Regions from separate parts of the Homo sapiens genome. Here region 1 is linked to region 2. Evidence: read pairs that join two places in POLR2A ChIA-PET (ENCODE). Cell type or tissue: A673. All regions are shown on one strand.

The links. Peaks named below come from ENCODE experiments on the same cell type or tissue, not always from the same donor. Only the 100,000 strongest peaks of a DNase experiment are listed, where the experiment ranks them.
Region 1: POLR2A ChIA-PET joins it to region 2 with 6 read pairs; 2 of 35 experiments call an interaction of 5 or more read pairs at or near these places.

The regions. Positions count from the first base shown.
Region 1 is chr16:23,512,632-23,516,631 of GRCh38, forward strand. It overlaps a transcript of GGA2 not described here. Among named protein-coding and RNA genes, the nearest start is that of GGA2, 4.1 kb to the left of the region's middle. In A673, no CTCF peak of the experiment used is centred here; no DNase peak of the experiment used is centred here.
Region 2 is chr16:24,502,497-24,506,496 of GRCh38, forward strand. No RefSeq gene overlaps it. Among named protein-coding and RNA genes, the nearest start is that of RBBP6, 35 kb to the right of the region's middle. In A673, a CTCF peak has its summit at 2,444 (motif pointing left); a DNase peak (open chromatin) is centred at 2,425; H3K27ac peaks cover 923 bases.

The DNA of each region.
Region 1 (4,000 bases), 990 kb before region 2:
CATGATGTCCATTCTTTGGACTGGTTTGAACATCTCACCAGTTTCCTCATTAAGGAGTTAAAGAAAATCTTTTTTTTTTTTTTTTTTTTTTTTTTTTGAGTCTCGCTCTGTTGCCCAGGCTGGAGTGCAATGGTGCAATCTCAGTTCACTGCAACCTCTGCCTCCTGGGTTCAAGTGATTCCCCTGCCTCAGCCTCCTGAGCAGCTGGGAATACAGGCGCCCACCACCACACCCGGCTAATTTTGGTATCTTTAGTAGAGACAGCGTTTCACCAGGTTGGCCAGGCTGCTCTCGAACTCCTAACCTCAGGTGATCCGCCCACCTCGGCCTCCCAAAGTGTCGGAATTACAGGCGTGAACCACTGCACCTGGCCTAAATAAAATCTTTAATACATATTTATCTCTTGAAGATTCTGAACATCTGGCAACACTGGACCCGGCTTTCCACATTTCAACAAAACCTGGACGTGACTAGAGTCTCCACATGCTACAGGGGGCATGAGCTCTACAGTTTGCCAAGGACCATCCTTCAACTCCTGAAACTTTACTTATTTTAAGCACCTGCAATCCTTTAACATTTTTACATTGTTGGAGCTCAGAAAACCATATCCCAGAGCATGGTGTTTTGGCATAGCGAGTACTTTGAACTCAAAGACAGTGGAAACCCTCAGAAGCAGCCTCAGAGCAAAGGTTCTCTGACCTCCTGCCCGTCTTTCTTCTCCCAAGGCAAGCCACAGAAACTCAATTCCTCTTTCCCAAGATGGGTCAGGGAAACTCAAACCCCTCTCCCCTAAAGCCAGCCACAAAACCTAGACATATTACTCCAGCCTTCCTTTATTTCTGCTTAAGAGTTGGCCATAAAGAAATTCTCAGTCGGGCATGGTGGCTCACACCTGTAATCCCAGCACTTTGGGAGGCTGAGGCGTGCAGATCACTTGGGTCCAGGTGTTCAAGACTAGCCTGGGCAACATGGTGAAACCGCGTGTCTACAAAAAAATACAAAAATTAGCTGGGTGTGCTGGTGTGTACTTGTAGTCCCAGCTACTCAGGAGGCTGAGGCAGGAGGACCACTTGAGCCTGGGAGGCGGAGGTTGCAGTGAGCCGAGATCACACCACTGCACTCCAGCCTGGGCACGGAATGAGACTCTGTCTCAAAAAAAAAAAAAAAAAGAAAGAAAAAAAGAAAAGAAAAGAAAAGAAAAAAAAAGCAATTATCTGAGCTACTTTGTCTGATAACAGGTGGTCATGCCCCCTTATTCCTGCCCTATACCTAGGAAGAAGGAGTGATATACAGGTAAGCCAAGAAGAATTTGGACAGGCCTTGCTGGATCCCCCCACCTAAGTCTAATAGATCACTCATACCATTTTGTTCAATCCTATTTCTACCTGGCTGTTGGTCATCAAACCTAAATATAAAAGTAGACAGCCTTCCCTCGGTCTTTATTTCTGAAAGCTCCCATGTCAACATAAAACTTTTTTTTTTTTGATGAAACTTTTTTTGATGAAGTCCTGTCGCCCAGGCTGGAGTGCAGTGGCTCGATCTTGGCTCACTGCAACCTCTGCCTCCCAGGTTCAATTGATTCTCTTGCCTCAGTCTCCCGAGTAGCTGGGAATACAGGCACCCCGCCACCATGCCTGGCTAATTTTGGAATTTTTTTGTAGACACGGGATTTCACCATGTTGGCCAAGCTGGTCTTGAACTGCTGACCTCAAATGATCCGCCCACCTCAGCCTTCCAAAATGCTGGGATTACAAGAGTAAGCCACTGTGCCCGGCCTGTAAAACTTTAATTAAATAAATCTGTTATGCTTTTCTCTTGTTAGCCTTTTTTTTTTGAGACAGGGTCTTGCTCTGTCAACCAGGCTGGAGTTCCGTGGCACCACCAGAGCTCACTGCAGCCTTGACCTCCCAGGCTCAAATGATCTTCGCAACCTCAGTCCTCAGAGAGTAGCTGGGATAACAGGCACACACACCACCGCTCCCAGCTAATTTATTTAGTTTTGTAGAGATAAGGTCTCACCATGTTGCCCAGGCTGGTCTCAAACTCCTGGGCTCAAGCAATCCTCCCAAAGTGCTGGGACTACAGGCATAAGCCACCATACCTGGTCTTAACCCGTCTTTTTGTTATAGGAGTGTTGGCCATGACCCTTTGGAGAGGTGAGGAAAGATGTAAGGTATAGATGTCCCACAACATCTAGATCAATGGTTTTCAAACTAGCATGTGTCAGAATCAGGTTTGTTGCAAATTGCAGGGCCCCGCCACACAGTTTCAGATCTAGTACGTCTGGAATGAGGCCCCAGAATTTGTCTTTGTAATAGATCTCCATCTGACATTGATGCTGATGGTCTGGAGACCACAACAGAAAGGATAAAGGCTAAGTGGGTAGGAAGTGGTTGAGGAGTTTAATGTAGTGGTTGGGTGTGCAGGCATTGTGATTAGAACTATGTTGTTTTCATCTAAGAAATAAGATAAGTGCCTATTTCATGGGGTTTTTTTTTTCCTTAATCTAAAAGAGATAATATATATATATATAAATATGTATCAGCTGGGTGTGGTGGTGCAAGTCCCTGTAGTCTCAGCTACTTGGGAGGCTCAGATAGGAAGATTGCTTGAGCCCAGGGGTTCAAGATCAGCCTGGGCAACATAATGACAACCATCTCTACAAAACCAAAAAATATTAAAAGGCCAGGCATGGTGGCTCACGCCTGTAATCCCAGCACTTTGGGAGGCCAAGGCAGATGGATTATATGAGGTCAGGAGTTCAAGATCAGCCTGGCCAACATGACAAAACCCCTTCTCTACTAAAAATACAAAAATTAGCTGGGCATGGTGGTGTGTGCCTGTAATCCCAGCTACTCAGGAGGCTGAGACCGGAGAATCGTGTGAACCCAGGAGGTGGAGGCTTCAGTGAGCTGAGATTGCACCACTGCACTCCAGCCTGCAAAAAAAAAAAAAAAAAAAATTAAAATTAAAAATAAATTACCCAGCCTCCGATATTTCTTTACAGCAACACAATGACAGACTAACACACAGCTTAAGCTGAAATACCAATCTTCTGTCCTTGGTACTCCTGGATTTCAGGCATTCAGGTTTGGATTGGAATCTACACTACTGGCTCTCCAGCTTTCAGGCCCTTCAACTACACCACTGGCTTTCCTGGGTCTCCAGCTTACACAAGCAGATCAGATGACTTTTCAGCTTATCTATCAATTTTTATTTTTTCTACAGACAGAGTCTAGCTCTGTTGCCCAGGCTGGAGTGCAGTGGCACAATCATAGGTCACTTGCAGCCTCCAACTCCTGGGTTCAAGTATCCTTCCACCTCAGCCTCCCACAGTGCTGGGATTACAATTACAGGCATAAGCCATCACCTCTGACCTATTTTTTTTTTTTTTGAGACAGGGTCTTGCTCTGTTGCCCAGGCTGGAGAGCAGTGGTACAATCACAGCCCACTGCAGCCTCAACTGCCTGGGCTCAAGTGATCCTCCCGCCTCAGCCTCCCTAATAGGTGGGACTACAGGCACACGCCACCATGCCCGGCCAATTTTTTTTTCTATTTTTTGTAAAGATGGGGTCTTACTATGTTGCCCAGACTGGTCTCGAACTCCTGGGTTCAAGCAATCCTCTTGCCTCGGCTTCCCAAAGTGCTGGGATTACAGGCATGAGCCACCACACTCGGCCTTTTCAGCTTCTATAATTTGGTGAGGCACTATCTAATAATAAATCTCTCTTCCTAGATATATATCCTGTTGGGTCTGTTTCTCTGGAGAACCCTAACCTAGGCCCTTAGAGGCTGTGATGAGAGAACATGGCTTTATCGTGAAAATAGCCCTTTTCTGTGCCTCATTTTCCAATCTTCTCCTACTGGGGCTCCTTCCTTCCATCTGCTCCTGCTTAAGTCTCTCCTTGGCATAGTTGCCAGAGTGACCTTTCAAAAACCACAATCTGCTCATGTCATTTCCCTGCCTAAAACATTTCACTGGCTCTGCACCTCCCTCCTT
Region 2 (4,000 bases):
CACAGAAAACGCACATGGATGGTGGGGCCAGCCAAGGGTGGGACTGTTGAGGCTGGAACTCCATAATGGCCAGCTTGTCTCATGCTGGACTTGAAGTTCTTGAGAGCAGGCTCCTACTTTTTTTTTTTTTTTTTTTTTTGAGACGGAGTTTAGCTCTGTCACCCAGGCTAGAGTACAGTGGTGCAATCTCAGCTTACTGCAACCTCCACCTCCCAGGTTCAAGTGAATCTCCTACCTCAGCCTCCCAAGTAGCTGGGATTACAGGCATGCACCAGCATGCCCAGCTAATTTTTGTATTTTTAGTAGAGACGGGGTTTTGCCATGTTGGCCAGGCTGGTCTGGAACTCCTGACCTCAAATGATCAGCCTGCTTCAGCCTCCCAAACTGCTGGGATAACAGGTGTGAGTCACCATGCCCAGCCTCTAATGCACAAGTGTTCAGCAATGAACGCATGCATCCATGAATGAATGGCTGCTTGACAGTCATTAGCAAATGATTGAAGTTCTGCACTTTCAATGGGAATATAGACTTACACTTTAAGGGACATTCAGTGGGAAGCATCAGGCAGCCATCAGCATTTATTTCTTAAGCATCTAACATATGCCAGGCTGTTCTGGACATTAGAAATTCCTTCCTTCCTTCCTTCCCTCCTTCCCTCCCTCCCTCCCTCCCTCCCTCCTTTCTTTCCTTCCTTCCTTCCTTCCTTCCTTCTTTCTTTTTCTTTCCAGACAGAGTCTCCCAGGCTGGAGTGCAGCGATACAATCATAACTTACTGCAGGCTTAAACTCCTGGGCTCAGTCAGCCTCCTGCCTCAGCCTCCTGAGTAGCTGGGACTACACATGCATGCCACCTCATATGGCTAATTTTTTAATTTTTGCAGATACAGGGCTTCACTATGTTGCCCAGGCTGGTCTCGAACTCCTGGGCTCAAGTGATCCTCCACCTCAGCCTCCCAAAGTGATAGGATGACAGGCGTGAGCCACTATGCCTGGCCAAGAAGGAAACTTTCCTCCAGGAACTCACATTCCAGAGGAGACAGAAGAGGAGTCAGAGAGATTGGAGAGTGGCCTGTGAGAAAAATTCTACATTTTACAGTAGAAGAAACTGAGGCTCAGCAAAGTACATACTTACCCAGGCCACACGGCTGGCAAACAGCAGTGCCAAGATTTGAACCCATGTCTGTGTGACCCCCAAAGAGCCACAGACAGAGATAAATGAAGGAGGGAGGTGGAGAGTTTTCTCCCTGGTTCAACGAACCCAAAAGATGTGTCTCAAAGACCAAAAACATCCGCACCTGGGGGCCGGGCACGGTGGCTCACACCTGTAATCTCAGCACTTTGGGAGGCCGAGGCAGGCAGATCACCTGAGGGCAGGACTTCAAGACCAGTGTGTCCAACGTGGCAAAATCTTGTCTCTACTAAAAACACAAAAATTAGCCGGGCATGGTTGCACCTACCTACAGTCCTAGCTACTAAGGAGGCTGAGGCAGGAGAATCACCTGAACCCAGGAGGTGGAGGTTACAGTGAGTCAAGAGCACCCCACTGCACTCCAGCCTGGGCAACAGAGCAAGACTCCATCTCAAAACAACAAACAACAACAACAAAAATATCTGCACCTGGGAAATGCTCAAAGCCTTTTGTATTTCATAGATCCCAGGCCTGAAATATATCAGCTGGTTCCTAATGGCAGTCAGGCTCTTGCCAATCTCAGCATCACACTGTGATTAAGAGCCCAGTGCTACATCTCCGTGCCGGCTTTTCATCTGTAACATGAAACTATACCTACCCCATAGAGTGTTACAATCATGAAATCAGTTAATAAGTGTAAAATTATTTAAGTTCCCAATACATCGTCAATACTCGGAAATTGTTATTATTACCTCCAGCTTTCGCTTTCTTTTGTGTCCTTTGTTCCCTGATGATTTCTCAGAAGTAACTCAATAAATTTGCCCTCCATACAAATCTCCATTCTCTTAGTCTAGTGATAAAATCCGAGGGTTGGTTGAGAAGGACAGAGAGCAACCTTGGAAAATGTGTTTGTATGACCAGCGCGGTTTCACAGGTTAAGTCATCTTCCCCTCCCGACACTTTTTTCAGGCTGGGTCTCGCTCTGTTTCCCAGGCTGGAGTGAAACAGCACAATCATAGCTCACTGCAGCCAGCCTAAACCTCCAGGGCTCAAGCAATCCTCCCAGCTTAGCCTCCCAAATAGCTGGGACAATAGGCCCTCGTCACAACTGCTGGCTAATTTTTTCGTATTTTGGAGCTCTCACTTTGTTGCTCAGGCTGGTCTGGAACTCCTGGGCTCCAGTGATCTTCCCGCCTCAGCTTCCCAAAGTGCAGAGATTACAGGCGTGAGCCACCGCGCCCTGCCTGGACACTTTAGAAATGGTGTTTTGGGCTGGGTTTAGGAGCTTTGAACTTTGGGGTTAGCCTGACCTCTAGTGGGCAAACAGAAAACAGTACAAAGCTGGCGGGAGATGCTCAAATGTGGCAAAGCGAAGTCCCCGCCCTGGCAGGACGCTTTATTGAGTAGCTGTTATTGACAGCTTACTAGATGTTGAATTTAAGCACCTCATTGAAGTCCACACAGATTGTAAGTGGCAGGGTTGGGGTCTCCCAAGCCTGTCTGGCCTCAGAGCCTTCTTGTTTATCCACAAGGCACAGCGCCTGGCTGGAGAAAACCATCACGTTGCATCCAGACAGGTGACCCAGTGGATAAAGCCCTTCCCTTACATCATTGAAACAACACACACATCCTGTGACAAAGGTTATTACACCCACTTCTTACACCTAGAAGCTGCAGTGCTCAACAGCCTAGCCCAAAGTCATACTCCGTCCTTCATTCAATGCTAATTTATCACTCAGTCTTCAGCATAGTGCTGGACACTGGAAATAAATGGAAAGCAAAACACACAAGATCCCTACCCTGCCCGCAAAAGGCTTGGAGATTAATCAGTTGCTACCAGAACTGAGGTCCCCGTTGCCCAGGCAAATGATCTTTTTGCTATGACACTAGGAATGCCAGCTGATTTTCTGGGTGGCTAGTTTTTGGTTTATTTGCTTGTTGTTGTTTTTTTGTTTGTGTTTTTGGTTTTTTTGAGACAGACTCTTGCTGTGTCACCCAAGCTGGAGTGCTGTGGTGTGATCTCAGCTCACTGCAACCTCTGTCTCCTGGGTTCAAGCGATTCTCGTGCCTCAGCCTCCCAAGTAGCTGAGACTACAGGCACCCACCACCATGCCTGGCTAATTTTTATTAGACGGGATTTCACCATGTTGGCCAGGCTGGTCTCAATCTCCTGACCTCAAGTGATCCACCTGCCTCAGGTGTCCCAAAGTACTGGGATTACAGTTGTGAGCCACTGCACCTGGCCTGGTCTTCTTACCTGGACTAGAAATTCAGCAAAGATGGGGATACTAGGGCTTAATTTTCTTTTACTCTATCCACAGATCCAGAGCCTGAGTCCAGTTCTGCCTGACTCCAAATTTCACCTTTTTTTCCCTTTTCTTTTCTTTTTTTTTTTTTTTTAATGAGACAAGGTCTTGCTCTGTCACCCAAGCTGGAGTGCAGTGGCACGATTATGACTCACTGCAGCCTCAATCTCCCAGGCTCAAGCAATCCACCCACCTCAGCCTTCCAAGAAGTTGAGACTATAGGCGCACACCACGCCTGGCTAATTTTTTTTATTTTTCATTTTTTAAAAATGTTTTGTAAAGATGGGGTTTCACTGTGTTGCCCAGGCTGATCTTGAACTCCTGGGCTCAAACAACCCTCCCATCTTGGCCTTCCAAAGTGCTAGGATCACAGGCATGAGTCACTGAGCCCTCTTTTCTTTTCCCTTAATTTTTATCTTAAGGACGGGATCTTGCTCTGTTGCCGAGACTAGAGTGCAGTGGCACAATCATAGCTCACTGCAGCCTCAGACTCTTGGCCTCAACCAATCCTCCTGTCTCAGCCTCTCACGTAGCTGGAACTATAGGCACAAATCACCACGCAATCT